Regions from separate parts of the Homo sapiens genome. Here region 2 is linked to region 1. Evidence: chromatin loops called from intact Hi-C (ENCODE). Cell type or tissue: PC-3. All regions are shown on one strand. Each heading gives the region's core, and the rest is flanking DNA. Links, peaks and the distances in the headings are about the cores only.

Region 1 (16,112 bases), core at 4,483-12,482:
GGCAGGGGGGTATGAGTACAGAACTGGCCAGCTACCATGCATCAGCGGTGTGGGAGAAGACTGAGAGAATGAAACTGACACTCATGCAGAGGTGGGAGACAGAAAAAAGAGGGAGGAAGGGTGGGAAAGGAGAGAGAGAATGAAAGAGAAATAGACAGACAGAGAGAAATCCTGTTAGTTACTCAAGTCCTTTGTTCTAGTTGTTCCTGCCTTCCCATGGCTCGGTTACATGATCACCAATAAGCCTCTTTTTTTTTTTTTTTTTTTTTTTTTTTTTGCCTAAGCAAAATTCCACCTGGCTTTCAGTCACTGGAAACCACAACAATCCTGACAAATATACACACAGAACATGCTATTAGCTCCAGAAAGAAATGAAGAGCCTTACAGTCTCCAAGTATTTTCAGCTCAAGACAGTTTTTCTATCAAAATGACTTTTCTCAAGAATGTCCACTCTTCCTCCCATGGCAATGACCTAGGAAGAAAAGGAAAGAGAATGGGTTGACATTCCTAAGTACTTGTGCATGAAACGGGCTTTACAGATCATCTGGTCAAACTTCCATTGTACAGATGGGGAATGGAGCCCAGGGATGATGTGCAACTTTGGGAGCACATCATCCCTTCCCCTCCCTGAACTAGAATCGAGTTCTGGCTCTATTACTAACTTTGTACTAATAATGTTTGTACTAATACAAAAATTTGTTACTAAGAACAAATATTATTAGTAATATTACTAATAATTATTACTTATTACTAATAAGTTAGTAATAGAGCCAGAACTCAATTCTAGTTCTCCCAATTTATTCTGACTCACTAGTTTCCTACAGGCCTCCAATCTGAAATTCTGTAAATGAAATTGCAATGCAATTTTTTAAAACACCAAACTTTATTTTATTCCTGGAATACACATCACTCCCCACCCCCACTCATTCTATTTCTTCAAGTTCATGAATATGTAAAATGTCAAGAATTTTAAGTTATATATCTGCTGGAGGGTTACTGTGGCTGTGACACTTAAAATTTTAGTTCTGCAAGCTATTTTGATTCATATCCAATGCTTGACTCTGACATGAAGGTCTAATGAAAAATCAGGCCTCTGGCCTTTTTGTTTTCATCTTGTAGAACTACTGCTACATTTGGCCTTTTAAAAATGATGTGACCAGCTTTCATTTTGACAATTGCATCCTCAAGACTTCCAGAAACTGATGAAATTGTCATTGCTGTGAAATTATCCTGCAATCATTGTGAATATATATATATAGTGAATATATATATATATAATCTTTGTGAATATATATATATATATATGGTAAGTTATAATGTGACTCATGTCCACTCATGTCATTGTCAGGCCCTTTAATATTTCTTCAGAAGGAAATGTGTGCAAGTAAGATATTATTGCTTATTATCAATCAGTCCATTGATTAATCAACCAATCAATCATTGAGTACCAAGTAGGTGCCTAGCACTATTCTAGTTGTTTCAGGAACAAAAGAAATGTAAGGCCCTGAGATATTTAAAAGTATATGAATGCAGATATATTTCCCATCTTAAACATGCAGCAGCTTCCCCATGGTGGCTTACTTTTGTTACAATAGGAAGTTATATGGTAGAGTGGAAAGAACATGGACTTTGGAGTCAGGCTGTCCTGAGTTTGAATGTGTATTACTAAAACTGTGCAAACCTGGAGAAGTCACAGCCCACCACTGCCCCTCACTCTCCTCATTTGTTAAGTTGGAATAATAATAATAATAGCAAAAGTATCTACCTTTATCTACCTTTCAGGGTTGTTCTGATAATTAAATGTTATCATTTACCTGGCATAGATAGGTGCCCAATAAATGCTAACTAGTATTGTAATGAATATGATATATGTTTAGGTCCAGTTGTTCAAGAGAGTATGGTAACTCAGGAAGGTTTAGCAAGCTTAGTAGGCAGCAGTATGGTGTAGGAATCCAGAGCAAGGGCTCCAAAATCCGACAGAATTTGAGTTGAATCCCAGCTGTACCACTTTAACTTGTTGGGTGACCTTGGACAGATTGCTAAACTTCTCAAGTCTCAGTCTTTTCATCTCTCAAGTGGGGATAACGGAATCTACCACAGAGAACTGTTGGCACAACTTAATGAGATGATGACTGGAAAGAACTAGTGTACCACCTGGCACAAAACACTATTTGGTCACGTGTGAAGCTGTTAACATCTGTGCTATAAAACGCCATGGTCACTTTATAAATTACTGTTATTGAGACATCCTTTTGCTTTCCAGTATTCACAGGTAAGAAAAACTGAGCCATTCTTTATTTCCATCTGTTTTTGTCATTTAAAAATAGCATTCATAGCAGAGACCTAAGGATTACTTTTAAGAAGCACTTAAAGATTTTCAAGATAGTGCATCAAATTGCAGGAAGTCTATATTATTTTTCAGAGTAGAGTTGTAGATCTTCAGCAGTTACTCCTCCAGATACTAATGTACTAAGTAATCTACTGTTTGAGGGGTTTTCAGAGAAAAGGTACTTTGTAAATATATAAAATTGCTTACACTGAAATAAAATAAATCCTTTAGGTACTCTGAGATTATGTACACTAATATTTTATATATACGTCCAACTGCTAATATGATTCTAAAGGAAAGGAAAGAAAATACAAGATCAAGAGTGCACTTTTCAAATGCATTTTGTAGAAAACAAAGACTAAAAATTTTTACTGTATTAAAGCACTGCATTAAGAATTCTCAAGTTCATGTCCTTTGTAGGGACATGGATGAAATTGGAAATCATCATTCTCAGTAAACTATCGCAAGAACAAAAAACCAAACACTGCATATTCTCACTCATAGGTGGGAATTGAACAATGAGAACACATGGACACAGGAAGGGGAATATCACACTCTGGGGACTGTTGTGGGGTGGGAGGAGGCGGGAGGGATAGCATTGGGAGATATACCTAATGCTAGATGACGAGTTAGTGGGTGCAGCGCACCAGCATGGCACATGTATACATATGTAACTAACCTGCACAATGTGCACATGTACCCTAAAACTTAAAGTATAATAAAAAAAAAAAGAATTCTCAAGTTAAGTTTCTGAAAATAAACACTTTTTTTGAAATGGAATAAAAAGATTGCACTGGAAGCAGAGTCATGGAGGAAACAGAAGAAAGCTAACATTCATTGACCATCAGTCATATTACTTGATCTCATTTAAACCATGCAACAATCCCATGAGGTGGGTGGTATTATCCCCATTTAACAGAAGAGAAAACTGAGGCCCGGAGAGGTGAAGTAACTTGTCTGAGAGCACACAGCAAGTCCGTTATCAAACCGAGGCCTATTTGACTCCAAGCTCCATGTTCATTCCAGATCTATCCCTTGTGCTGACACCAAAAATCTGAGTACTCCTGAATATGTCATTTACCTTATTCATGTCTTGTATCTGTTCAGTGGCATTTGGCTGCAAGTAGTAGAGTAACTCGCTAACACCAGTTTACACCATAAATACATCTAATTTTCTCACATAATAAAAAGTTTAGAAAGATGTGGTTACAGGGAAGGGACCACAGGTCAGATCCCCAGTTCTATCTTTCCACTATGCTGCCTTCCATGGGCAGGAGATGTCTCTCTTAGTCTAAAATGTACTTAGCAGCTCCAAGCATCACACTATCACCTGACAACCTCCAAAAATAGGAAGTGAATGTAGGGAAAATACTTTATATATGCCTCTCTCTTTGATCAGAGAGGGAAATCTTTCCCAGAAGTCCCCCAGTGAACTTCCCCTTGTTTCATTGACCCAACCTAGGCCACACAGACACCTATAAATACGGCAAGAGGAATGGGATGACCATGCTTGGCTTGGACCAGTGATGATAATGACTAGGGACACCTTCCTTGAGATCAAGAGCTCTTGCCTAGAAAGCCTGACACAAACAGGGTTCTGCTATCAAGTAGGACATAAAGACAGGAAGGCCAATGAGCAGGCACCGAACAGTGTTTGCCCCAGCCATCCATTTCTCTATCAACAAGTAAACACGTTGCTCTGGGCCACCTCTTAGTGAGATTGAGGAGAAGACTCTAGCTGCAGTTAAAAAACAAAGCAAAGCAAAAGCCTGAGACATATAAATACACATAATCAACACATGCAGTGTTAGCTCAAACTCCCAAATAGCACTCCTTCCCCATCTCTCAAACTACACTTGTCTTTTTGTAAATTCTTTTCTCCATCAAAGCTGTCCTTGACATTCCTTTTAAACTAATGTTTATAGATGGAGGTTCTAGGCATGGGAGGAGATAGATAGGTCCTTGTCCCTCTCTGGTCTCCCTCCTCTGTCCACCTCACCATTGTAACATCTGATCTCAATCACTCTGGATTGATGAAATTATTTTGTCCCATGCTATTCATAGAAAGAAATAAGATACAGGGGAAATGATAGTCTGCTGCAGTAAGATAACAGATTCAGAATATTTTTTTCTATTTCATTTCTAAGATAATTATATTTAACCTCAAATCTATCACAATCAGAAATTTTTCGACCACATTTTGTATTGTGCTAAAAAAAATCAACAGTAGTCATATTTTTTAAAGCAGCTGTCAGATTTAATCTTGTAACAGTTTATTGACTCGAAACACCTTAAATAATGGTTTGGGGATCTGTACTGTAGCAAGAATCTTCATTTCTTATTTTGGATTCAATATTACAACATCAGCCTTCTACCTTAAGGAAATGTAGAAACCGAATGCTTTTCAAAATGTTTCATAACCTTTCTAAAATTGCAGCACTTTATTAAAATGGCATTTAAACTGTTTTTAAAATGTACCTTGGATTCTTGATAACACTATTATTTTGATAACACATTGATTTATTTTCCTATCTGTATAGGAAATGCTGTGGGTTTTTTTCCACAAATTTTTCCAAAAGACTTATGGCAGGCCATCTTTATCTCTCCAGTGCAGTGACTCAATCATCATTTCAACTTTTTCATCTTTTCTTTTAAAATGCTTATTGAATCAGGGAAAAAATTGAGCACCTAACTCTTCTGTACAAGTGGCAACTCCATTTATCTCCTCAAAAAAACAAAAATGAAGTGGAGAAAAAGTAATTATCTTTGGAAGACAATCAGTACTCACTGTTGACTGCCAATCTAGAATACCTCACCTCAACTTGGTCTCAACAGCCTTGGGGGAGGAAAGGCAAAAAGGCACTCAAATTATCAGAACTAATTGCCTCCTATTTGGCCTTGATTTTGCCTTCATTTATGCATTTAGTCATCTGCTCACTCACTAAATGTGCCCCTCTTATGTGCCAGGCACTGACTGTTCAGGCACTAAGGAGATAACAATGCACTAGACAAAGATCTCTGCCCTCAAAGAGCTTATGCACACTGTGTATTGGGAAAAACTGACATCATTCAATGAAAACACAGAGAGTAAAAGCATTAAAAAACTTTAAAGTGATCCCAGAGTGGTTCAACATCCTTAATGGATTGATGAAATCTCTGGGACCTAGAGGACCTAAAGTCATACAGCTGGTCCATGGGGCTGGATACAGAACCTATATCTCCCAAATAATCATTGCTAATGTTTACTAAGTGCACTGTGCTTTACATGTATAGGTTGAACCATACAAAATTGCTGTAATTTGATTGGTTTTCACCTACAGAAATGAGAAATTCAGAAAGTTCAGCCTATTTTTATCACATTAAATGCTCACAATTCTTTAAAGTCAATAATACATTATCTCCAATTGACATGTGGAGAAAATTAGGCAGAGAGAGGTTAAGTGACATATCCATTTGATATGACTGGGTTTTGAACTTGGATCTTTTTGATGCTAGGGCCAGAGCTTTTGGCTCTATACTATGCTGCCTCCTGAGTTAGTGGCTGTTAATTTCCACTGTGCTGTCTCTCACCCCAGGAATCATACAATCAGTGAAACATTTAAAAGCAGAAATCTGAAGAAGAGCAAATGAGTGTCCATATAATGGATTTCATTAGAACAGAGCAAAGCCATTGATTTCATCTTCCAAATGGAAATCTCCAAAAAGAGACTGGTGTTTCTGGTAAGAAGTACATCAAAGGCCTTTGTCCTAGGTGAAGGAGGGGTAATGAGAAATCAAAATCATCATGATGGAAATTTGAACTCCTTCGATGGTCTGGAGCACCACCTTCTTTCTGTTCAGGATTATTTGTTTAGTTTGCTTCATGACAATAGAAAAGCCTCTCCCCTTATGAATCTCAAAGAGAACGCTGAATGACATGAGGGCAACCGTCAAAATCCTTAGGTTTGCTTGGGTTCTGGTGTAGAGGCAAAATTTAGTTGCTTACCAGTAATTTTTTTTTAGAACTAAGCATGTCTAATTGGTTCTTTTCAAATTTACCAATCAGATGAATCACTTTACTTCCCCAGGGGGCCAAAGAAGAGAAGAACTTACTATTAATTCCTGGGGGAAAAAAATGCACTGACAAATATTTCAAATCCATATCATGCCTGTTAACAGACAAGTTATTGGGGTAGGAGTCATGAAGAAATTAGCCAAAGACAAGAAGGCCTTCAGAAGATGTGTTTGTTGTTGATGATTTGTAATTGTTTATTTCATTGAATGAAAAGATTTTTCTTTCTTCGACACAAATCTGTATAGCCTGTCCCCGTTCTGCACACCCTACCCAGCCTGCCCTGTCAAGCAACTAGCAAAACTCAAAAACGAGCCCCAGGCCTCACTCAGATTGACCTGCAGTGTCCCCTGAAGTACAGGCATTATAATGAACATAATGATGGCAGTTAAGGGAAGAGTGTGGCTTGTTCCATTCCTTTTGATTAGACATAAAACAGAAACATATGTTTTTACTACCCTTCTCATCTTTGGCAGTATTTTTCTGTCATATGTTGTATAGGGACAATGTAGCTTCATGAACAACTTTTTCTTACAAAATGTGAGCTTGCAAAACAATGCAAATGTCTATCGATAGAGAAATGGATAAGTAAGTTACAGTGCATCCTTCAACAGATGCGTATACATCCTGTGAAAAGCAGGAAGTAGATCTGTATATATCCACATGGGAAGATCTTTGAAATATGATATTAAGTGAAAAAATGGGACACAGAACAATATGTGTATTACAATCCCATTTGCGTTAAAAAAAAAGGAAAGAAAACTAAAGATACATATATATGAGCAAATAAAGTCTATAAGAAAACACAAGAAGCTATTGATAGGCCAGGTGTGGTGGCTCACGCCAGTAATCCCAACACTTTGGGAGGCCCAGGCGGGCAGATCCCTCGAGCTTAGGAGTTCGAGACCAGTCTGAGCAACATGGCAAAAACCCATCTCTACAAAATACAAAAAAAAAGAAGAAGAAGTATTGACAGTGGGTGTGACTTCTGGGTGGCGTAAGGGGACAGAGGTGTTTTCATTTGGTCCTGTACTGTTTGAGGAGGTGTGTTTGAGGAGGTGTTTTGTTTGTTTGTTGTTTGTTCAGGATTTTGTTTTGTTTTGTTTTGTTTTGTTTTGTTTTGCAATGACTATGATACTTTTGTAAATTTAAAAGACATTTTAAAGAGTTAATGATAAAATCTGTATTTATAATAATATGCAAGTGGAAAAAAGAGAAAGAGAGCTGAAGTGAGCCAGAAATTTGTATTTTTAAGAAGTATCCCAGACAATTCTGATGCAGGTGCTCCAAGAATTATACATATATTTTAAATTTATATTTCACTTAAAACTTTTAACATTTTGACACGTTTCTTCTATCTCTCTGGATACATGTGGTGTGTGTGTGTGTAAATTCTGGAACACTGAAAGGTTGCAGACATTTGTCATTTGTTGACAGAAAGAGTCAAACTCTGTAAAATATTTGAAGAGATTTATTCTGAGCCAAATATGAGTGACCGTGGCCTGTGACACATCCTTCAGGAGGTCCTGAGAACATCTGCCCAGGGTGGTTGGGGAACAGCTTAGTTTTATACATTTTAGAGAGGCATGAGACATCAATCAAATATTTAAGAAATATATTGGTTTGGTCCAGGAAGGTGGGACAACTCAAAGTAGGGCAGGGGGTGGAGGGGGGCGTTCTAGGCTACAGGTGAATCTAAACATTTTCTGGTTGACAATTAATTGGTTGAGTTTGTCTAAAGACCTGGGATTCATAGAAAGGGAATGTTCAGGTTAAGGTAAAGATTGTGGAGACCAAAGTTCTTTTCAAGTCTTATAGTGGCTGCCCTTAGAGACAACAGATGACAAATGTTTCCTGTTCAGATCTTAATCTCTTTTGGATTGGGAGGATCTGGAAGAAAAATATCTAGCTATGTTAATAGAGTTTCTTTACAGATGTAAATTTTCCCCCACAAAGAATGGCTTTGCAGGGCCATTTCAAAATATGGCAAAGAAACTTGTTTCGGGGTAAAATATTTTTATTTTCTTCCTTGTCTCGTAATGTTATGCCAGAGTCAGGTTGGAAAGTCACAATATATAGGGTTAAATAAAACCCATCTGATGAGAATTTATTATTTGTAGGCCATGACTCCCCAGGCCCCTTAGATAGGAATTTGGGTAAGATTAAAAAATCAGAGTTTAGTCCTCATATTTTAACAGCACTTCAACCCTAAATACTTCAGCATGTATCTTCTAAGAACCATAAGCACAATGTCACTATCATACGAAGACATTTAACATCAAATGAGTAATGTTAAAAACAGCCAAAATTCATATTTCTCAAATTGTCTCACAATACCTTCAATAAATTGTTTACTGTGATTTTTTTTTTTTTTTTTTTGAAACTGGGTCTCCCTCTGTCACCCAGGCTGGAGTGCAGTGGCACGACCTCGGCTCACTGCAACTTCCGCCTCCTGGGTTCAAGAGATTCTCCTGCCTCAGCTTCCTGAGTAGCTGGGATTACAGGCACGAGCCACCATATCAGGCTAAATATTTTGAGTGAGTGATTGACTGTATCATATATAGTTATATAAACACATAGAAGAAGATCTGTAACCACACTGAACTAGTCATAGTGGGTACCTCTGGGGAGTGGAATTATGGAAGGAGAACTTTCACTTTTTACTTCATAGGCTTCTCTACTAGCTGAAAGTTTATAGCAAACATATCTCATCTTTGTAATTAGAAAAATACCAAAATAGGGATTATTAAAAGTAAAAGAGCTTGAAAGAGCCAAGAAGCTGCTTAGCAGAACATATCAGGCAGCAGGTGGCAGGATTGCCTCAACTTCTGCTTCCCTCTGCCAGGCTAGGGTGCACCAGAGCCCAAGTACATGCTGGCGTGGCACCGGCAGAATGCCAGGAAGAGTGGTGTGAATATGGGGCAAAGGGCTGCAATTAACATATAGCGCCGTGTGGCCCCTGGCCGTCAGTGGCTGCGGACTTACTTCACATTTGTAAAATCTTCTTTGTGGCTTCCTGCATGCTTTGATTCATGGGATTCTACGGCATTGCCCTGCCTTTGAGAACCCCAAGGAGATTCCTACAGCTAACTTCCGGACAGTCAACCAGGCATTCAAATTTACCAGTGTCAGTTGGCTCTAGAATGACCTCTGCTTCAGGTTGCTAAGAATTTCCCAGGTACTGGCTGAGGAGTTTGGGGTTATTGTTTTGAAGCCTTCATAGGTTCATGACTGTAGTCTGTGTACATCTCTATAAATGCATATTTGAAGAAGAAAAATCTAGAAAAATGTGTTCATTAGACACTTTTCCCTCACCCATTTCCTCAAGGTTCTTCTCATTCTATAACAGCTGCCCTCACCAGAGGCATTTCTAAGCAGGATGGTTTTGTCCTTGCCAACATAAGCCAATGGTTAGATGAACGATACCGTGATATGTAGACGAGGCAGAAGGCAGAAGGGCAAGGCAGTGCTCTTGCTGCCAGCCAAGTCTGACTATCTTTTGTGCCACTCTGCTTCCAGGATCTGCTGCAAAGCTCACCTTGGGTTAAGATTTTGCTGTAAGATCCCCTTCCCTGCCAAAACCTGCCACACTGAGACATGCACACGTGTGCACACACATGTTGATGCACACACACACATCTAGCTCTGGCCAGGAAGTTCATAAGAAGCCTTTGCCCCTCTTTATTTTACCCAGGCACCTCTTCCTTCACCCACTCCATGCTGCCAGCTGGCCTCAGTGCTGCTTGGCCAATGTCCATCATCCTGCTGAACTTCCACTGTTGCAACTTGCCTCCCTCTGCACTCCAAACTCCTGACTCTATACCCATTCTGCATAGGCTTCAGTCAGGGCTCCTTTGGACTCAAGGAACAGAGACCCATTCGAGCTGGTTCAACAACAAGCTGTGGGTGTTGGTGGGGCAGGAAGGTGGGGCATAGGTCATTGTAAGGAGACCAAGATCTCATGGTACTCCCAAGACAGCCACCATAGTGGGACCTGGAACAGGTAGCAAGGCAGCTACAATTTCTGGTTCTCTCTCCAGAGGCCCATGATATTTCTCTTGGTGTCTCTGCTCCTCACAGTATACCTGCTCCATTCTCCTCTTTCTACTGACTGATCTCCTCAGAACTTTTGTCCATACATGGCCCCTCACGGTTGACCGAGCTCCATGTCTGTATTATAGCCTTTCAGTTTCAGTATATTAGTCTTTCAGACTCCCAGACTCTTGGCCTTCCAATACCATACCCCCAAGAGAGAAATCCGATTTCCCAAGCTCCAGACCACAGAGGTTCTACATAGAGCATGAACCTGCCTAAAAGGGGGTCATCATCAGATCAGATGATCACCAATCCTGCTGCAATCAGACAAGACTGGGAGCGGGGGCAGTTTCTATAGACATTTAGCGTCCCAGGAGTGATGAGCAGATCCCCTATGGGTGGGCAGGGAAATTATAATCATCTCTAGTACAGTAGGCCTGGAAACTGGTCTGGTGAAAATCTAGACCCAAGGGCTCTGTCTACCTACCAGTATTTGAAAATCCTGCGTGATATTCATGTGTCCCATCTAGTCTTAGAAACTCCCAGAATTTTCAGCTCCTAAGCCCCATCAGGATGATGCCTTTCCTAGCCCCTGTTCACTGGTCCCCATTGTTTCCATTTAAGTTTCTTTGTTGAAACAATATGCAGTCTATTCATACAATGGAATATTATTCAGTCATAAAAAGGAAAGAAGTACTGATACATGCTACAGCATGGATGAACCTTGAAAATATTATGCTATGCAAAAGCAGCAAGACGTAAAATACCACATACTATATTATTTATTTTATTTATTTATTTATTTGCTTATTTATTTATTTATTTATTTATTTATTTATTGAGATGAAATTTCACTCTGTTACTCAAGCTGGAGTGCAGTGGCACAATCTCAGCTCACTGCAACCTCCACCCTTTAGGTTCAAGCGAGTCTCATGCCTCACCCTCCCAAGTAGCTGGGACTACAGGTGCATGACACTACGCCTGGCTGGCTGGCTAATTTTTGTATTTTGTGTATATATATATATATATATATTAGTAAGGACGGGGTTTCACTATGTTGGCCAGGTTGGTCTTGAACTTCTGACCTCAAGTGATCCACCCACCTCAGCCTCCCAAAGTGCTGAGATTAGAGGCATGAACCACTGTTCCTATACATATGATTTCATTTATATGAAAGTCCAGAATAGAGAAACATAAAGAGACAGGAAGAAGATTAGCAGTTGCTTAAGCTGGGAGGCTTGGCGATAGAATGAGATAGCCAGAGGATACACAGTTTCTTTTGAGGTCATGGAAATTTTCTAAAGTTGGCTGTGGTGATGATTGCACAGATCTGTGTGTATATAAAAATTCACATCTCTCAAAATTTCAGAGGCAGAACTGCAAAAAGACTTTCCTAGGACTACTGAGAAATGTTTAAGTAAAAGAAAAATATTAGACACTCTCTAGCTTCCAATAAGCTTTGCCTGGGCATAAGATAACTCATGAAATAGAAAGAGGTACAAATCCCAGCAAAAGATAGTCAAGCATCGTAGTGAAATTCCATGCCAGAGCTCACGATTCTCCCACACTAGTAGGAAGAATGACAGTGTAAGGGGATATATGCATGGATGATGGCATCAGATTTTGCCAAGGAGTTGGTGGAGCCTAACAGAGCAATTGCTTTTGCCTGCGGGAAGTATCATATTTAGGTCAAAACAGCCAGTGTTAGGCAAGGGGTGGCAGGAAGGGCATAACTATTTTGGAAGGCAGAGCATGGCTCAACTTGTTTTACTGACTGAGTGATTTTCCATGTACAGTGGTCATCCCTTATCTGCAGTTTCGCTTTCCGCGGTTTCCATTACCTGAGGTACAGTACAATAAGATATTCTGAGACAGCCAGACACGGTGGCTCATGCCTGTCATCCCAGCATTTTGGGAGGCTGAGGCGGGTGGATCTCCTGAGGTCAGGAGTTTGAAACTAGCCTGGCCAACATGGTGAAATCCCGTCTCTACTAAAAATACAAAAATTAGCCAGACGTGGTGGCACATGCCTGTAATCCCAGCTACTCGGGAGGCTGAGGCAGGAGAATAGCTGGAACCTGGGAGTCGGAGGTTGTAGTGACCCAAGATCGTGCCACTGCACTCCAGCCTGGGTGACAAAGCGAGACACCGTCAAAAAAAAAAAACAACAAGCAAACAAAAAAAGATATTCTGAGAGAGAAAGATCACATTCATATAACTTTTATTACAGTATATTGTTATAATTGTTCTATTCTCTTGTTAGTTATTGTTGTTAGTCTCTTACTATGCCTAATTTATAAATTAAACTTTATCATAGGTATGTATATATAGAAAAAAACATAGTGTATATGGTACTGTCTGCAGATTCAGGCATCCACCAGGAGTCTTGGAACGTATCCCCCATGGATAAGGCGGAGGGACACTACTGCAACAGCAGCATCTGTAGAGCTTCATTCAGGATAGCTATTATCTCATAGCATTTATAAAGGTAAGCAGAGCAGTGTTTCTACAACTAATAGCATAAAAGAAAAACAGGGAAAAGACCTGTACAGAGGGGGTGTGTCATGCAAGAAAAAAAAACTAGAGGGCAAACTTTTTCAAGAGTGACTCCCAGAAAGCCTTATTTATTTATGAGATGGAGACTCGCTCTGTCGCCCAAGCTGGAGTGCAGTGACACAATCTCGACTCACTGCAACTTCCGCCTACCAGGTTCAAGCAATTATCCTGCCTCAGCCTCCCAAGTAGCTGAGATTACAGGCGCCCACCACCATGCCTGGCTAATTTTTGTATTTTTAGTAGTGACGGGGGTTTCACCATGTTGGTCAGGCTGGTCTCAAACGCCTGACCACAGGTGATCTGCCTGCCTCGGCCTCCGAAAGTGCTAGGATTACAGGCATGAGCCCCAGCGCCTGGCAAGCCTAATTTATATTACTCAGCTCTCAGTTTAAAAGTTCGGCATGTCTGTTAGGAGTTTTCGAATTTATTCAGCCATTAAATACTTTAAAATTATAATCTATTGCGAACACACCAGCAGGTACCCATGGATAGCACATGCAGATAGCAGAAAGCAAAACATAGTTTTCACAATTAGTTGTTGCTTACAAATATGACCAGGATGTGATTCATATGCTGATTTAGTCTTTATTACAGAATTGTGTGTGTGTGTGTGTTGGGGGGCGGGGGGGGAGGGGAAGGGTCTCACTCTGTCACCCAGGCTGGAGTGCAGAGGTGCAATCTCCGCTACTGCAACCTCTGCCTCCTGGGTTCAACCAATTCTCCTGCCTCAGCCTCCAAAGTAGCTGGGATTACAGGTGTGCGCCACCATGCCCTGCTAATTTTTGTATTTTTGATAGAGACAGGGTTTCACCACGTTGGCCAGGCTGGTGTCGAACTCCTGGCCTCAAGGAATCTGCCTGCTTTGGCCTCCCAAAGTGCTGGGATTACAGGCATGAGCCACTGTGTCTGGCCAAGAATTTTTAAATAGAGAAATTAAATCAAGTTAAGTGTATCAAAACATGATGTTGAGTACCTTAAACATACACAATAAAAATTAATAATAAATCTTGCCTACTTCCATTGGGCAACTTCTTGTTGCACCTAAAAATAAGAAATTAGATCACTTTAATACTAAAAACTGCAAAATATAACAAGATAGAGCAATATATATTTACATTTTTATATGAAATATGACACAGAACACAAAACATTTACACACGAGAACAGTGAACTGTTCCTTCTCAAAAGATATCCCATAACGCCCATTTAATATTAAGAATGAAGTTCCATTATCCTTATGTCAGGTATAGTATTACGTTTATTCCTGTTTGCTTTTTCTTGTTTTACAAAGGTCTGCGTAGCAAAAGGAAGAACACAAAATGCATATTTTGCAGCATTTCCAACTCTTAGATTAGACTGCTCCCAAACTCATGAATTATTTCATAAGCTGTTGAAATAGCTGCTTCTTTCCAATTTTTAGAAAGTGGGGCTGGGATGGGCCATCCCTACTTAGAAGTATTCTGGTTTTTTGTTTGTGTGATACAGACACAGTGTGAGAGACATAAATCTCTGCTTCTGGTGTTAAAGTTCCTTCTTTCCGTCACAGGCTCATGGAGAATGAACAGATGAAAAACACACATTTAATAGACAAGACACAATGCATTATATGACAAATACATGTAACTGGAATGATAGCCACTGCCTGTCCCCTCATCTCTCTATGTCAGGGTTGCTAGGACAGAAAAATCCTCATTCAGCCTCCATTCCCAGAGATTGCAGGAGAGAGCCAGTCCTTGGAATTTGACCTGGCCTCCAAAATAAAGAAAATGCTTTCCATTTCTTCTGCTAGTTTTTGGGGTTGGTGACTCTGGGATAGGCCTACTTTTTATGCCTCTGGAATGCTCTTCTCCCTTGCCCCTTTGGGCACAGTCTGAAAGGGGAAGCAGAGCTCGAGAGGGCTAGCTGGGCAGGTTTTGTGAAGCTTTGGAAAAAATTTCTCTCCTTTCCAGTATGAATCAGACTGGACCATCCTTGATAACTAATGGGGACCCATGAGAGGTATTAATCCAGGAGAAGCAGATCATCTCCTAAGGGTATGAGCTCTCGAGTCAGGCTGCCTAGGTTCAAATCTACCATTTACTAACTGTGTGACCTTGAGCAATCTTGAGGTTACTAGCTGTGTAAGCTCCCTGAGCCTCAATTCCATCATCTGTAAAATGTTGATAAAAATAGTCCTTACATGATGGAGTCATTGTGACAATTAAATTGCTACATCTCATTGATTCTAAGGCATCACCAATTATAAGATAAACCATTATTTTATGTACCACTAAGAAAGAAAATAACAAGTTGCTCCTTAAACTCTATATGCCACTGATTTTGAGACACATCCTGGTTTCAGAAATGTTAAAACGTGGGCCAGGCGTGGTGACTCACACCTGTAATGCCAGCACTTTGGGAGGACGAGGCAGGCGGATCACTTGAGGTTAGGAGTTCGAGACCAGCCTGGCCAACATGGTGAAACTCTGTCTCTACTAATAATACAAAAATTATTTTGTGGTGTGGTGTGGTGGGTGTGGTGGTGTGTGCCTGTAATCCCAGCTACCTGGGAGGCTGAGCCATGAGAATCGCTTGAACTTGGAAGGTGGAGGTTGCCATGAGCCGAGATCGTGCCACTGCACTCCAGCCTGAGAGACAGAGTGAGACTCCGTCTCAAAAAAAAAAAGTTAAAATGTGAAATAGATGCATTTATTTCAGAATCAATGAGATACAGTAGTTAATACTGATCAAGTACTTAGAGCAGTGCCTGGCATATAGCAAGTGCTCAAAGGTTGCTATGATGCAGTGTGATTTCCCTAAAGCAAGCTTGTCCAACCCATGGCCTACAGGCCGCATGTGGCCCAGGACAGCTTTGAATGTGGCCCAACGCAAATTCATAAACTTTCTTAAAACATTATGAGATTTTGTTTCATAATTTTTTTAAAAGTTTATCAGCTATCGTTAGTGTTAGTGTATTTTATGTATGGCCCAAGACAACTTTTCTTCCTCCAATGTGGAAGATGGGACACTCCTGCCCTAAAGGAAGGTAGTAATTCCCACCTTGAAAATGGAGGCCTTATTGAGAAGGAGGGCCCCACAGCCTTCAACAGGGGAGAGCAAGGCTAGGAACTGGGCATGCTCACAAAGGACCTTGGTGTAAGG
Region 2 (16,112 bases), core at 4,093-12,092, 320 kb after region 1:
CACTGCAGTCCAGGCGTGGCGACAGAGTGAGACTCTGTCTAAAAAAAAACAACAACAAAGCTTAAATAAAACCAGCAGCTACTTTTTGCTATTTCTTTTATATAGTGATACTCTTTCTTGTGAATTTCCTCTTCCTCCTCTCCTTCTCCTCCTCCTCCTCCCCCTCCTCCTTCTTCTTATTCTTCCTCTTCCTCCTCTTCCTCTTCCTCCTCTTCCTCTTCTTCCTCTTCCTCCTCTTCCTCTTCTTCCTCTTCCCCTTCCTCTTCTCCTTCTCCTCCTCCTCCTTCTCCTCTTCCTCCTTCTTATTCTTCCTCTTCCTCTTCTTCCTCTTCCTCCTCTTCCTCCTCTACCTCCTCTACCTCTTCTTCCTCTTCCCCCTCCTCTTCTCCTTCTCCTCCTCCTCCTTCTTCTTCTTTCTCACTTTGTCACCCAGGCTGAGTGCAGTGGCATGATCACGGCTCACTGCAACCTCGACCTCCAGGGCTCAAGCCATCCTCCTTCCTCAGCCTCCTGAGTAGCTGGGACTACAGGCGTGTGCCACCACGTCAGGCTAATCTTTGTAGTTTTTGTAGAGATAGGGTTTTGCCATGTTGCCCAGGTTGGTCTCGAACTCCTGGACTCAAGTGATCTGCCCGCCTCAGCCTCCCAAAGTGCTGGGATTACAGGTGTGCACCACTGCTCCCAGCCTATTTTTATTTTAAAGATATTTATTTTAGATAGATACTGATGTCCTCCTCCCTTCACCCTGACACATAGGCTCCTTTTCGTTGAAAAATGAAAGTTTCAGGCAAGTTTCAGAAAAGTTTATAGGCTGGGCATGGTGGCTCATGCCAGCACTTTGTGAGGCCAAGGTGGGCGGATCGCCTGAGGTCAGGGGTTCAAGACCAGCCTGGCCAACATGGCGAAACCGATCTCTACTAAAAATACAAAAAAATTAGCCAGGCGTAGTGTTGGGCGCCTGTAATCCCAGCTATTCGGGAGGTTGAGGCAGGAGAATCACTTGAATCTGGGAGGTGGAAGTTGCAGTGAGCTGAGATTGCTCCACTGCACTCCAGCCTGGGCGACAGAGCAAGAATCCATCTCAAAAAAAAAAAAAAATAATAAGAAGTTGTTTATAGTGCCATTGATCATATCAGTGGGAATAATTATACCAATTATTTTCAAAGTGTGGTCTGGGGGCCTCTGAGAACTTTTCAGGGAGTCTGCAAGGTCCAAACTATTTTCATAGTAGTACTAAGCTGTTACTTGCCTTCTTCACTCTCATTCTTTCATGAGTGTACGGTGGAATTTTCCAGAGGCTACATGAAGTGAGATGATGATCTCAACTTCTTGGGAGGCTGAGGCAGGAGAATCACTTGAACCCTGGAGACAGAGGTTGCAGTGAGCCAAGATCACGCCATTGCACTCCAGCCTGGGTGATTGAGTGAGACTCTGTTTCAAAAAAAAAAAAAAAAAAAAAAAAAAAGTTAAAAAACTCCTTTTTTGGTCTAACACACTAAAAGTCAAGTTTTGATAATTTATTTGAAGAACTATTAGATAAATATAGTAGCAGAGAACAATGGGCTAGAATAGAGTCCAGAAAGAGACATAAATATTTATGGAAGTTATTTATGGGAATTTCAGTTTATCATAAAGGTGGTGTTTCTTTCTTTTCTTCTTTTTTTTGAGACCGAGTCTCGCTCTGTCGACCAGGCTAGAGTGCAGTGGCACACGATCTCGGCTCACTGCAACCTCCGCCCTCCGCCTCCTGGATTCACGCCATTCTTCTGCCTCAGCCTCCCGAGTAGCTGGGACTACAGGCACCTACCACCATGCCCGGCTAATTTTTTTTTGTATTTGTAGTAGAGACGGGGTTTCACTGTGTTAGCCAGGATGGTCTCGATCTCCTGACCTTGTGATCTCCCCGCCTCAGCCTCCCAACGTGCTGGGATTACAGGCATGAACCACGGCGCCCTGTGTTTTTTTTTGAGATGGAGTTATGGAGTTTCAGTCTTCACCCAGGCTGGAGTGAAGTGGTGCGATCTTGGCTTACTGCAACCTCCGTCCCCCAGGTTCAAGCAATTCTCCTGCTTCAGCCTCCCGAATAGCTGGGATTATAGGCGCCCACCACCATGCCCGGCTAATTTTTGTATTTTTAGCAGAGACGGGGTTTCACCATGTTGGCCAGGCTGGTCTCAAACTCCTGACCTCAGGTGATCCACCCGTCTTGGCCTCCCAAAGTGCTAAGATTACAGGCGTGAGCCACCGTGCCCCACCAAAGGTGGTGTTTCAAATTAGCGAAGACAGTTCAATAAATGATGTGGGGACTGACAACTGTTTCAGGACAGGAATAAAATGATCTTGGTCTATACTTCAGTCCTTATACCCAAATGAACTACAAGGGAATTAAAACTTTAAACATTAGGAAGATAGAAGAAAACATGGAATGAGGAGGCAAGGTACTGTATAAGCTCCAGAAACTATAAAGGAAATGACGGATGAATCTGACTATGTAAAAATAAAAACAAAAAATCCTTCTACATGGCAAATAAAATAAATAGCAAAGTCAAAATGCAACTGATATACCAAGAAAAACTATTTGTGATTTGGGGGTGATGAAAGATTGATTTCTTTCATCCAGAGCCCATATGCAAACCAATCAGGAAAAGGCAAACAGACCAAAAGAAAAATGGGCAAAGGCTACAGTCTGCTTTACAGAAAAATAAATGCAAATGGACAAAGAACATGAACCTATACTCAACTGCAGCCATAATTAAAGAGATACAAATTAAGACAACACTGAAAAGCATTTTTTTTTTTTTTTCTGAGACTGAGTCTTACTTTGTCGCCAAGGCTGGAGTGCAGTGGCTCGATCTTGGCTCACTGCAACCTCTGCTGCCCGGGTTCAAGTGATTCTCCTGCCTCAGCCTCCCAAGTAGCTGAGATTACAGGCACCTGCCACCGTGCACGGCTAATTTTTGTATTTTTAGTAGAGACGGGGTTTCGCTATCTTGGTCAGGCTGGTCTCGAACTCCTGACCTCATGATCCACTCGCCTCAGCCTCCTAAAGTGCTGGGATTACAGGCGTGAGCCACTGCGCCCAGCCGAAAAGCAATATTGTTCATCTGTTGGATCTACAAGCATATTAAAGGGTGATGCCTAGTGCTGGCTAAGATGTAGGTAAACACACTATTATAGTAAATTGATAAAGTCTTGCTGGAGGACACTTGGCTGTAGCTAGTAAAATAGAAGAAATGTGTGATAATGCGTAGTAATAGCAAAACTTATGAAATAACACACAACAATAATATATATATATGTATATATATATAACAAAATAAAAAAAGATACATATATTTGACCTGGTAATTCCACTGCTAGGAATTCATTCTCCAGATAACCTGCAAAGGCTTGCCAATATGCACATCCTGTGAGTGTGTTTAGATGAGAGAGCTCTTGGCAAGGCTCAGTTGGTGGAGTCCCACTGTGACCCTCAGCTGACTATGTTGTGTTAGTAAGACAGTGTGTATAGAACAATAACTATGGTTAAGTGAAACCTCTGCTTGTTTTTCTTTTTGTTTTTTGTTTGAGAGGGAACCTCACTCTGTCACCCAGGCTGGAGGGCAGTGGTGTGATCTTGGCTCACTGCAGCCTCTGCCTCCAGGGTTCAGGCAATTTTCCTGCCTCAGGCTTCCTCAGGCGTAGCTGGGATTACAGGCACGCACCACCTAGCCCCGGTTAATTTTTGTATTTTTTTAGTAGAGATGTGGTTACACCATGTTGGCTAGGCTGGTCTTAAACTCCTGACCTCGAGTGATCTGCCTGCTTTGGCCTCCCAAAATGCTGGGAATACAGGCGTGAGGCACCGCACCCGACCTTCTGCTTATTTTTCTATATTGATCATGTACCACTTTAGCTTATGGAATTGTGGCAATACAATTTCAGTTTGTACATCTACTTTGATTTGCTGTTTCTGCATTCTTGTTTTAGCACTGTATTAGAGGTAGTTTTTTCAAAATTCATGCCAACATAAATAGCTTCATCCCCAGGAGATGATCAGTGCAAAAGTTTCAATTACTCCTGTCACTTTTTTTTTTTTTTTTTGATGGAGTCTCGCACTGTTGCCCAGGCTGGATGCAGTGGCATGATCTCAGCTCACTGCAAGCTCTGCCTCCCGGGTTCATGCCATTCTCCTACCTCAGCCTCCCTAGTAGCTGGGACTACAGGCGCCCGCCACCATGCCCAGCTAATTTTTTGTATTTGTAGTAGAGACGGGGTTTCACTGTGTTAGCCAGGATGATCTTGATCTCCTGACCTCGTGATCCGCCCGCCTCGGCCTCCCAAAGTGCTGGGATTACAGGCGTGAGCCACCGCACCCGGCCTCTCCTGTCACTTTTAAAAAAGTTACTCCTCATATCTATTGGCTGAGGAGATGGAAGTGTTTCTGGGGATTTGAGATGCTAAGATGATGATGTTTTAGGCCCACGGCCATGGCACCTACTTTTGTTCTATTCAGCCTACTGAGAGGTGACAGTGTGCTGGCAGCCCTCACAGCCCTCCCTCGCTCTCAGCGCTTCCTCTGCCTGGGCTCCCACTTTGGCGGCACTTGAGGAGCCCTTCAACCCGCTGCTGCACTGTGGGAGCCCCTTCCTGCGCTGGCTGAGGCAGGAGCTGGCTCCCTCAGCTTGCGGGGAGGTGTGGAGGAGAGGCGCGGGCAGGAACAGCAGCAGTGTGACTTCCGGGTGGGCGTGGGCTCGGTGGGCTGCACACTCAGAGCGGCCAGCTGGCTCCGCCGGCCCGGGGCAGTGAGGGGCTTAGCACCTGGGCCAGCAGCTGCTGTGCTTGACTTCTCGCCGGGCCTTAGCTGCCTCCCTGTGGGGCAGGGCTCGGGACCTGCAGCCCGCCATGCCTGAGCCTCCCCCCGCCATGGGCTCCTGCACTGCCGGAGCCTCCCCGACGAGCGCCGCCCCCTGCTCCATGGCACCCAGTCCCATCGACCACCCAAGGGCTGAGGAGTGCGAGTGCATGGCGTGGGACTGGCAGGCAGCTCCACCTGCGGCCCCGGTGCAGGATCCACGGGGTGAAGCCAGCTGGGCTCCTGAGTCTGGCGAGGACTTGGAGAACCTTTATGTCTAGCTAAGGGATTGTAAATACACCAATTGGCACTCTGTATCTAGCTCAAGGTTTGTTAAACACACCAATCAGCACCCTGTGTCTAGCTCAGGGTTTGTGAATGCACCAATGGACACTCTGTATCTAGCTACTCTGGTGGGGACTTGGAGAACCTTTATGTCTAGCTAAGGGATTGTAAATACACCAATTGGCACTCTGTATCTAGCTCAAGGTTTTTAAACACACCAATCAGCACCCCGTGTCTAGCTCAGGGTTTGTGAATGCACCAATCGACACTCCGTATCTAGCTAATCTAGTGGGGACGTGGAGAACTTTTGAGTCTACCTCAGGGATTATAGATGCACCAATCAACACCCTGTCAAAACGGACCAATCAGCGCTCTGTAAAACAGACCAATCAGCTCTCAGTAAAATGGACCAATCAGCAGGATGTGGGTGGGGCCAGATAAGGGAATAAAAGCAGGCTGCCGGACCCAGCAGTGGCAAGGCGCTTCGGTTGTCTTCCATGATGTGGACGCTTTGTTCTTTTGCTCTTTGCAATAAATCTTCCTGTTGCTTTCTTTGGGTCCACACTGCCTTTATGAGCTGTAACACTCACCGTGAAGGTCTGAAGCTTTACTCTGGAAGCCAGTGAGACCAGGAACCCACCGGGAGGAATGAACGACTCCAGACACACCGCCTTAAGATCTGTGACACTCACCGCGAAGGTCTGCAGCTTCATTCCTGATCCAGCGAGACCATGAACCCACCAGAAGGAAAAAACTCCGGACACATCCGAACGTCTAGAAGAAACAAACTCCAGACACACCGCCTGTAAGAACTGTAACGGTCACCGCGAGGGTCCGCGGTTTCATTCTTGAAGTCAGTGAGACCAAGAACCCACCATTTCTGGACACACTACCATGCCAGAGATCCAGGTAGGTCTCTGGATCTTTGAGACCCCCACCTCACACCTCCTTATTATGAAACATTATGGTTTTTACAATTACAAAAGTAGTATAGGCTTGTGAAAACCTCCTACAAAACTCTTTATTTGGTATAGAGTTCCAAGAGTCTCCTCGTAATCCTCTCCAATTTTAATAAATTTTTTTTATGTATACTGTGTATAACTTCATGTGAGATTTTATATATGTATGTATGTGATCTTTTATGTCTTTACTGAGAAGTTTATGATGGACTTCTTTCCATGTTCATATATATATAATACATATTTTATATCTATATCTATATTTGTTATTTATTTATTTTTTTGGAGACAGAGTCTTGTTCTGTTGCCCAGGCTGGAATGCGAGTGGTGTGATCTTGGCTCACTTGCAACCTCTGCCTCCGGGGTTCAAGTGATTCTCGTGCCTCAGCCTACCAAGTAGCTGGGATTACAGGCATGTGCCACCACACCCGGCTAATTTTTGTATCTTTAGTAGAGACAGGATTTTGCCATGTTGGCCAGGCTGGTCTCGAACTTCCGACTTCAAGTGATCCACCTGCTTCGGCCTCCCTAAGTGCTGAGATTGTAGGCGTGAGCCACTGTGCCTGACCCATATTTTTTATTAATAATGATGTGGTCAACATTCTTTCACCTCTTTAGTCTCATCTGTAAAATGGAAATAATCAGTGTTCTTTCACCTCTTTAGTCTCATCTGTAAAATGGAAATAATCATAGCGTATACTATAAAAATTAGCTGGGCGTGGTGGTGCGTGCCTGTAGTCCCAGCTACTCGGGAGGCTGAGGCCTCCAAAGTTGCAGTGAGCCAAGATTGCGCCACTGCATTCTAGCCTGGCAACAGAGTGAGACTCCGTCTCTAAAAAAGAATCGTGTGTACTGTAATACACAGGGTTGTTACAAGGATAAATAGGATAATACTTGTAAAGTGCTAGAGCAGTGTTTAATACATAGTAGGCACTCAATAAATGACAGCTATTGTTGTACAGCCATCTATGTAGTCTTAATTATTTAGGATAATTACTAATTATTTGCTGGGTCAAAGGATACGGACTTTGTAGAGGTGGGGTCTTACAACGTTGTTCAGGCTGGTCTCCAACTCCTGGGCTTAAACGATTCTCTACTGATAATTACTTTAGGGTAATTAGTAATTAATAATTATCCTAAAGTGGTTGCTGGGTCAAAGGATACGGACTTTTAAAAAAACAACCCTTTTGTTGTAAAATACAGACAGAAAGCCACAGAGAACAGAAATAGCATTTAATGAATAATTACAAGGGGGACACCTTCGTAAACCACAACAGGGCCAAGAATAGAATTTGGCCAGGTACCTCAGAAGGATTCCATGTGTCCCTGCCCATTTACAACATGCTGCTTTCTCCCAAAGTAACCACTATTGTAACTTTTATACTAATCACTTCCTTGAGTTTCTTTTGTAGTTTCACCACCTAAATATACTTCCCTAGACACTATATTTTATTTTTATATTTGAGATGGAGTCTTGCTCTGTTGCCCAGGCTGGAGTGCAGTGGCGCGATCTCGGTTCATGCAACTTCCACCTTCTGGGTTCAAGTGATTCTCCTGCCTCAGACTCCCAAATAGCTGGGATTACAGGCGCACACCACCGTGCCTGGCTGATTTTCATATTTTTAGTAGAGATGGAGTTTTACCAGGTTGGCCAGGCTGCTCTTGAACTCCTGACCTCAGATGATCTGCCCACCTTGGCCTCTCAAAGTGCTGGGAATACAGGTGTGAGCCACCACGCCTAGCCACAGTATAGTTTAAACTTGACTTTTTATATGTCTTTTGTCAACATTTTACTATGAGCATTTTCAAACAGAAAACTTGGGTGGGCCAGGCGCAGTGGCTCACGCCTATAATCGCAGCACTTTGGGAGGCTAAGGTGGGAGGATCGTTTGTGCCCAGGAGTTGGAGATCAGCCAGGGCAATATTGCAAGACCCCATCTCTCCAAAAAGTTTTTAAAAATTGGTGCATGGTGGCATGCATCCGTAGTCCCAGCTACTCAGGAGGCTGAGGTGGGAGGATCGCTTGAGCCCAGGAGGCTGAGGCTACAGTGAGCTGTGATAGCACAACTGCACCCCAGTCTGGGTGATAGAGTGATACCCTGTCTCAAAAAAAAAAAAAAAAAAAATAGAATTATATAGTGGACACTCATCTATCCAACATTTATATTCTGCAATTACCATTTTGCTCTATTTGATTTATCACATATCTGTCCATCCCTGTATCATTCAATCCAATCCATTGTGCATGTTCCTGTGTCCTATATTTCCTGCAAATTGGCAGCTGGATCCAGTGGCTTGATCAGATTCAGGTTTGGCTTCTTTGAGAAGGTGAGGTGGCAGTTGTGTTCTTTCATCAGGAGGCACATGATTTTTTTTGTCTCTCTTTTTTGTTGTGATACCTGGGTTCATTCATTCATTAGGGGCTGCAGCATGCTGAAAGAAAACAGAAGCCTGTGGAGTGAGCCAAGATCAACCAGGAAATAAACCCTTTCCCTTGCGATGTCTCTCCAGCGCCCTCTACTGACAAACCTGCTTTAGTGCCAGTTTGTAGAGGTAAACTATTTAAAGGGTCTGAATTATTTTCATGGGGGGCAAAACTCATGAATTTGGAGCTGAGAGGCAATATATCAATAACAGACACACCTTACACGCATGTACGGACCAGATAAGGAAAACTCTACATATTTCCAGAAACTTATCTGTGTGCAGCTCTGTTCTCTCTGGTCCTCTGCTCCATGAATTCTAGTGCCTTTGGCCTCCCTGGACTTTGAACTTTGTTTTCTCAACCCTAGGAGACTGCAGGGCTGTGCATGGATACCTTTTCCCTGTGTCACAGCCTGGAAATTTTATCTAGGAAGTAAGCTGGAGGCAATAGTAGGGCTTATCTTATTTGTTCCCCTTCCCTAGGTGATCACTCTTATATTTCTTGTCCAATGTTTGGAAACTGTTGCTTTACATATTTTACTCATTTTTAAAGTTGTGTAAGTAGGAGGGTAAATCTGGTCTTTGTTATTCTACCATGTCTTGGGCCAAGAAGGAAGTCCCACCTCCTTATTTTCTTTTTTAAGAAACATATTTTTATTTATTTATTTATTTATTTATTGAGATGGAATTTCGCTCTTGTCGCCCAGGCTGGAGTGCATTGGCACAATCTCAGCTCACTGCAACCTCTGCCTCCCAGGTTCAAGTGATTCTCCTGACTCTGCCTCCAGAGTAGCTGGGACTACAGGCACCTGCCACCATGCATGGCTAATTTTTGTATTTTTGGTAGAGATGGGGTTTCGCCATGTTGGCCAGGCTGATCTCGAGCTCCCGACCTCAGGTCATCCACCTGCCTTGGCCTCCCAAAGTGCTGGGATTACTGGCGTGAACTACTGTTCCCGGCCTGTTTTATTTTTAATTTTAATTTTTACTTTTAAAGTTGACAAAGTGTTTATATTTACGGTGTACAACATGCTGTTTTGATATATGCTTGCATTGTGGAATGACTGAATCAGGCCACCTTTTTTTTTTTTTTTTTTTTTTGAGACAGAGTTTCACTCTTGTTGCCCAGGCTGGAGTGCAGTGGCGCAATCTTGGCTCACCGCAACCTCCACCTCCTGGGTTCAAGCGATTCTCCGGCATCAGCCTCTTGAGTAGCTGGAATTACAGACATGTGCCACCATGCTTGGCTTATTTTGTATTTTTAGTAGAGACGGGTTTGTCCACGTTGGTCAGGTTGGTCTTGAACTCTTGACCTCAGGTGATCTGCCTGCCTCTGCCTCCCAAAGTGTTGGGATTATAGGCGTGAGCCACCGTGTCCGGCCTTGCTTTCTTTTTGTATGCATTTGCTTGGTATAACTTTGCTTATCCTTCTATTTTTAAGTTTTCAGAATCTCTTTGTTTTAGATATGTCTCTTGTGTACAACATATTGTTTGTTTGTTTTTGAGACCGAGTCTTGCTCTGTCACCTAGGTTGGAGTGCAATGCCATGATCTTGGCTCACTGCAACCTCTGCCTCCTGTGTACAAGCAATTCTCCTGCCTCAGCCTCCCAAGTAGCTGGAATTACAGGCATGCGCCATCACACCTGGCTAATTTTTGTTTTTTTAGTAGAAACGAGGTTTCACCATATTGGTCAGGCTGGTCTCGAACTCCTGACCTTTTGATCCACCCGCCTCGGCCTCCCAAAGTGCTGGGATTACAGGCGTGAGCCACCACACTCAGCCTATGTCTACACTTTTTATTTATTTTTTAATTTTACTATTATTTTTTGACAGAGTCTCGCTTTGTTGCCCAGGCTGGAGTGCAGTGGCACAATCTTGGCTCACTGCAACCTCCACCTCTGGATTCAAGTGATTCTCCTGCCTCAGCCTCTCAAGTAGCTGGGATTACAGGCATGCGCCACCATGCCCAGCTAATTTTGTATTTTTAGTAGAGATGGGGTTTCACCATGTTGGCCAGGCTGGTTTCAAACTCCTGACCTCAGATAATCCACCTGCCTTGGCCTCTCAAAGTGCTGGGATTACAGGTGTGAGTCATTGTGCCCAGCCTATATCCACACTTTTTAGGAACCTCTTTCTTTAGATGGTCTCATGCAGTTTCATTATGTGTTTAGTTATGGATTTGTTTTCTTTTTTGCTTTTAATCCTGTTTGTAATTCCTTGGGTTTCCTTTATTACTGTCTTCTATCAGTTCTGGAATTCTCAGCCATTGCCAGATATTTTCTTCTTTCCTTTTGAGACTCCATTTAAAGCTATGTTAAATGCTCCTTATTTTCTGCCCCATATATAACTTCTCTTCTATGTTTTCCTTTTTTTTCTTTGTGTTATGTTTTCCTGGCCTATCATCCAGTCTGTAAATTCTCTCTTCACCTGTTTCTTATTTTCTGCTTTTGTTTTTTTTTGAGACAGAGTCTTGCTCTGTCGCCTGGGCTGGAGTGCAGTGGTGCCATCCTGGCTCACTGCAACCTCCACCTCCTAGGTTCAAGCGATTCTCCTGCCTCAGCCTCCTGAGTAGCTGAGACTACAGGTGCCCACCACCACGGCCAGCTAATTTTTGTATTTTAGTAGAGACGGGGGTTTTACCATGTTGACCAGGCTGGTCTCGAACTCCTGACCTCAAGTGATCCACCCACCTCGGCCTCCCAAAGTGCTGGGATTACAGGTGTGAGCCACTGCAACTGGCCCTTGTTTTCTTTTTCATGCATATATTTTCACACTTGCTTTTTTATTTCTTTTAAATATATTAACTTTAGTTCATTTAAAATCTGCCTCTGATAATTGCTGTATCTGAAATCTTTGCAGGTTTTTTCTAGTTCTTGCTCATGATGTCATTTTTCCTTTTGTGCCTCATTATTTTGAGTACATACTCATTGTCCTTGAAAATCATTTGTGGGGTTTCTTTAAGTTGTAGGGTCAAAGTACATTGCTCCAGAGAGGACTTTCGTTGACTTCTCCAAAGTGTCTTTGGGGATTACCAGTCTGGGACCATCTTAAAACAAATTCACAACTTGAAATTCCTGGGCTACCTAGGTGATATGAATCCAGCCTGTAAATTTGTTACAGGCGGTCTCTGGCCAAAACTTTTCTTTTTTTTTTTTTTTTGAGACAGACTCTCTGTCACCCAGGCTGGAGTGCAGTGGGGTGATCTTCGCTCACTGCGACTTCTGCCTCCTAGGTTCCATTGATTCTCTTGCATCACCCTCCCAAGTAGCTGGGACTACAGGCACACGCCACCACGCCTGGCTAATTTTAGTGATGGGGTTTCACCATGTTGGCCGGGCTGGTCTCGAACTCCTGACCTCAAGTGATCTACCTGCCTCGACCTCCCAAAGTGCTAGGATTACAGGTATGAGCCACAGCACCTGGCCTGGCGAAAATTTTTCAAGGCCAGTTTTATTCCTCCACCTGTTCCCGGCCACCCCCTTGTTTGTTTAGTATCAGGGCAGTCTTCCTAAGTTTGTTGGAGGCATGGAGCAGGTTTACTTCTGGCTCACCTTTACCTTGAGGGTGTGGCCTTTTGGGGGAGGTGGGTGGTCTCAGCTTCACGTACAGAGGGTCTCATACTAGCCTTTTCATCTGGGAGGGCCCTGGGCCCTGAGTTCTTTCCTCCTCAACCCATGAGGCCACCAAAACTGAGGTCCACGTTTGTCCTGATCAGCAGTTATCCTCAGGGCAATAGCAGCATCAGTGCTCCCTACCAAGCTTACCTCACTGGTCTGCTTTCCTTTAGAAATTTGCATGGTAGTTCCTTATTTTCTTGTCAGCTGATGTTGCTTTTAGGGAGATATGTGCTGCATTTTATTTAGCACTTGTAGTTTTCAGCAGGAGATTTGGCCCAAATAAGATTGAAATTGGAAATCTAGTTAAATTTTAAAGCACACACCTACTATAGGAGGAAGGAAATTAACATTTATTTACTCTCTTATTCTGTACTAGGAGCTGTGTTGGGTCTTCTCATATCATACAGCCAAAAAAAACGTAAGGTCGAGAAAGATTAATTGACATACAAAAGATTGCATGTGGCAACTTTTCAATTCCAGCCCAATATTTTGTTTTTGTTTGATACAGGATCTCACTCTGTCACCCAGGCTATAGTGCAGTGGTGCAATCATGGCTCACTGCAGCCTCCACCTCCTGGGCTCAGGTGATCCTCCCACCTCAGCCTCCCGAACAGCTAGGACCACGGGCACGCACTACCATGCCCAGCTAAGTTTTCTATTTTTTTGTAGAGACAGGGTTTTGCCATGATACTCAGACTGGTGTCGAACTCCTGGGCCTTGGCCTCCCAAAGTGCTGAGCCACCACGCCTGGCCCAGTCCAATGTTTTTCTATCCGGATTTCGCTTTCTTTTCTTTTTGACGGAGTCTCGCTCTGTCGCCCAGGCTGGAGTGCAGTGGCCGGATCTCGGCTCACTGCAAGCTCCGCCTCCCGGGTTCATGCCATTCTCCTGCCTCAGCCTCCTGAGTAGCTGGGACTACAGGTGCCTGCCACCATGCCTGGCTGATTTTTTTGTATTTTTGGTAGAGACGGGGTTTCACCGTGTTAGCCAGGATGGTCTCGATCTCCTGACCTCATGATCCGCCTGCCTCAGCCTCCAAAAGTGCTGGGATTACAGGCGTGAGCCACTGTGCCCGGCCTCTTTTCTTTTTTCTTTTCTTTCTTTTCTTTCACTTACTTTTCTCAAGACAGGGTCTCACCCTGTCACCCAGGCTGGAGTGCAGTGGTGGGATCTCGGTTCACTGCAACCTCCTCCTGGGCTTAAATGATCCTCCCATCTCAGCCTCCTGAGTAGCTGGGACTACAGGCGTGTACCACCACGCCTGGTTCTGTTTGCTTTCTACTATAGCAAACTATGTCTTGTATTTTTTGAGTACCTACAGGGTCTCAGCTTTGAGGATACAGTTAAGAAGTGCCTGACGTGTATGGTAGATCAAAAATATTTGTTGGGCTGGGTGCAGTGGTTCACGCCTGTAATCCCAGCACTTTGGGAGGCCATGGTGGGTGGATCACCTGAGGTCAGGAGTTCGAGACCAGCCTGGCCAATGTGGTGAAACCCCATCTCTACTAAAAATACAAAAATTAGGCTGGGTGTGGTGGCCCACACCTGTAATCCCAGCACTTTGGGAGGCCGAGGCAGGCGGATTGCCTGAGGTCAGGAGTTTGAGACCAGCCTGGCCAGCATAGTGAAACCCTGTCTCTACTAAAACTACAAAAATTAGCTGGGCATGGTGGCAGGCACCTGTAATCCCAGCTACTTGGGAGGTTGAGCCAGGAGAATTGCTTGAACCTGGGAGGCAGAGGTTGCAGTGAGCCAAGATCACACCATTGCACTCCAGCCTGGGCGACAAGAGTGAAACTCCATCTAAAAAAAAAAACGTGTATATATGTATATATATATAGGGGTGTGTGTGTGTGTGTATATGTGTGTGTGTATATATGTATATAAATATAAATCTATAAATATAAATATATTAAAAAATATATAAATATATATATAAATATAGAATGAGTAAAAGTGAGTGAATGAATGACTTGTAGCATGAAGAGCTGCAGACAAAACTCCTCAGACACCAGATTAAAGAAGGAAGAGGTTTATTCGGCTGGGAGTGTCGGCAGATTTGCATCTTAAGAGCTGAGCTCCCTGAAAAAGAAATTCTTGGCCTTTTTAAAGGCTTACACAACTCTAAGGGGTCCACGTGAAAAGGTCATGATAAATTGGGCAAGCATGGGGAACGTGACTGGGGGCTACATGCATCAGCTAACAGAACAGAAAGTTTTGCAATGCTTTTTCATACAATGTCTGGAATTTACAGATAACACAAGTAGTTTAGGTCAGGGATTGTTATTATTATTACTTTTTTAACTTCTAGGGCCGCGGTGGTGGTGCCAAGGTTGTCTGGCTGTTTATCTTTTGTTTCTTTCCAACTTTTTGCTTTCTCTCTTTTCTCCTGTTTTGTGAACTAGGCAAGGTGGGGGGAGGAGGGCAGCAGGAATAGTAGTGGTCTCCTTCCTTATCCCCCTCTTTGAGAATTTCACTAATTAGTGGAGTTCTCACTTTTATTTTTACTTTGAGTCTCTTTGCGAGACAGAGTGATAGTGTTTTATGTAATACACTTGTGCTGAAGTTTTTTGACAAACCATGGTAGCTACAAAACCTTTTATCATTTGAAGGAGCAAGCGTAATACACAGGGGAGCAGCAAGCAAGTTTCTATTACTAGTAATACACTTACAATGAGGGTTTTAAATTCGCTTACAGCTAGAAACTATTTTCTAAATATAGACCTAGGATCAAACCTGTGTTAAACCTGTACAGGCAAATGTACCAACTTTGTCATGTCCTAAGCAGGTTAGTTCTTTTACTGGGTTTTAAAAGCTTTTTCGTAGCGAGTAACACAGTATTTCTTAATAATGGAAGTTTTTAAGAGCCAGATGCTTGAAATTGTGGCGTCTGTTTGGGGAAAGAGTTAGTTAAAGTAAAGTTATCTTGAGGCATTAACTCTTTTGCTTCTCAAGGCCATTGGTCTCTTATGTTAGCCTTTTTATAAACATAACATGAGGAAACGTCTAGGCTGCCGGCAATGTTTTCAGCCAGCTGAGCAAATAGGTGTTTTTTTTTTTTTTTTTTTTTTTTTTTTGCTAAAGGAGGATGCTCTGGTAAACTTCTGGTTTATATGTTGAAAGAATGACTTAAAGACTCGGAATTGTTGCTGGGTGGGATGGGCCTGGGTTTCCTGACTAAGTAGTATGTGTACAGTGGGGATACCTTATATAGGTGTTTCTTCTAGCATGGTTATGGGGGGTAACAACAACAAAACAATGTACAGCATATTCATATCCAGCAAAGACAAAAGAGGTCCTTACCTGGGAAAAAGGTTGAATACAGAGACAGAACAATAGGAAAACAGGTAGTATTACAGGAAAACTACTAGTCTTAAGATTTTTAACTACATCACTTGGCTTGGTAAGTCCTTAAGCTTTGGCTGTGAGTAGACTAGTCAGCTGCCAGTGTGACTAGAGCAGGGCTTGTTTCAAGCTTCAGCCATGCATAGACTGGTCAGCCTCTGGAGTGACCAGAGCAGGGCTATCGTCCTCAGCAGCAGCTTGGTCTCATCTCAGGATCAGCCGGGTTGGATGATCTGTGTCCTGCTGGCTGGTCTGCTTGTCCTGAGCTGCCAGTGTTAGCTGACTGGGATGGATCTGAGACACAACACCTGCAACTTCTAACAGCAGTAGGAGTAGACAAGATTACAGTATAGGGCCCATCCTATATGGGTCCTAGAAAAATTAGATTTTACTTTTTTACTTTAAACAGAGTCACTAGATTTAAAGCGGTGTCAGGCTTATAGGCATTTGTATGTATTTAATTATGAACACTTTGTATGGCTATTTCTAAAAACTGCATTTGCTTTCTTAAGGTTAATTCCTTTAGTTCCTGGAGGTCACCTCTAATTTGACCTGTAATTTGGGGGTGGCTGACCGAACAAAATCTTACAGAACAAATACCTAGTTTGTTTGGTGGGGGTGCACCTGACTCGGAGGAGGACCATAGGC

Evidence for each region. Hi-C counts contacts between places; a loop is a spot of excess contacts. Peaks named below come from ENCODE experiments on the same cell type or tissue, not always from the same donor. Only the 100,000 strongest peaks of a DNase experiment are listed, where the experiment ranks them.
Region 2: a loop joins it to region 1, with 4 times the contacts of the local background. A loop is called at or near these places in 28 of 110 quality-filtered maps.

The regions. Positions count from the first base shown.
Region 1 is chrX:136,599,525-136,615,636 of GRCh38, forward strand. No RefSeq gene overlaps it. Among named protein-coding and RNA genes, the nearest start is that of LINC00892, 32 kb to the right of the region's middle. In PC-3, for the core only: a CTCF peak has its summit at 9,169 (motif pointing right); a DNase peak (open chromatin) is centred at 8,037; H3K27ac peaks cover 1,825 bases.
Region 2 is chrX:136,916,749-136,932,860 of GRCh38, forward strand. No RefSeq gene overlaps it. Among named protein-coding and RNA genes, the nearest start is that of RBMX, 44 kb to the left of the region's middle. RefSeq lists an enhancer at 8,470-8,609. In PC-3, for the core only: a CTCF peak has its summit at 8,604 (motif pointing left); a DNase peak (open chromatin) is centred at 8,573.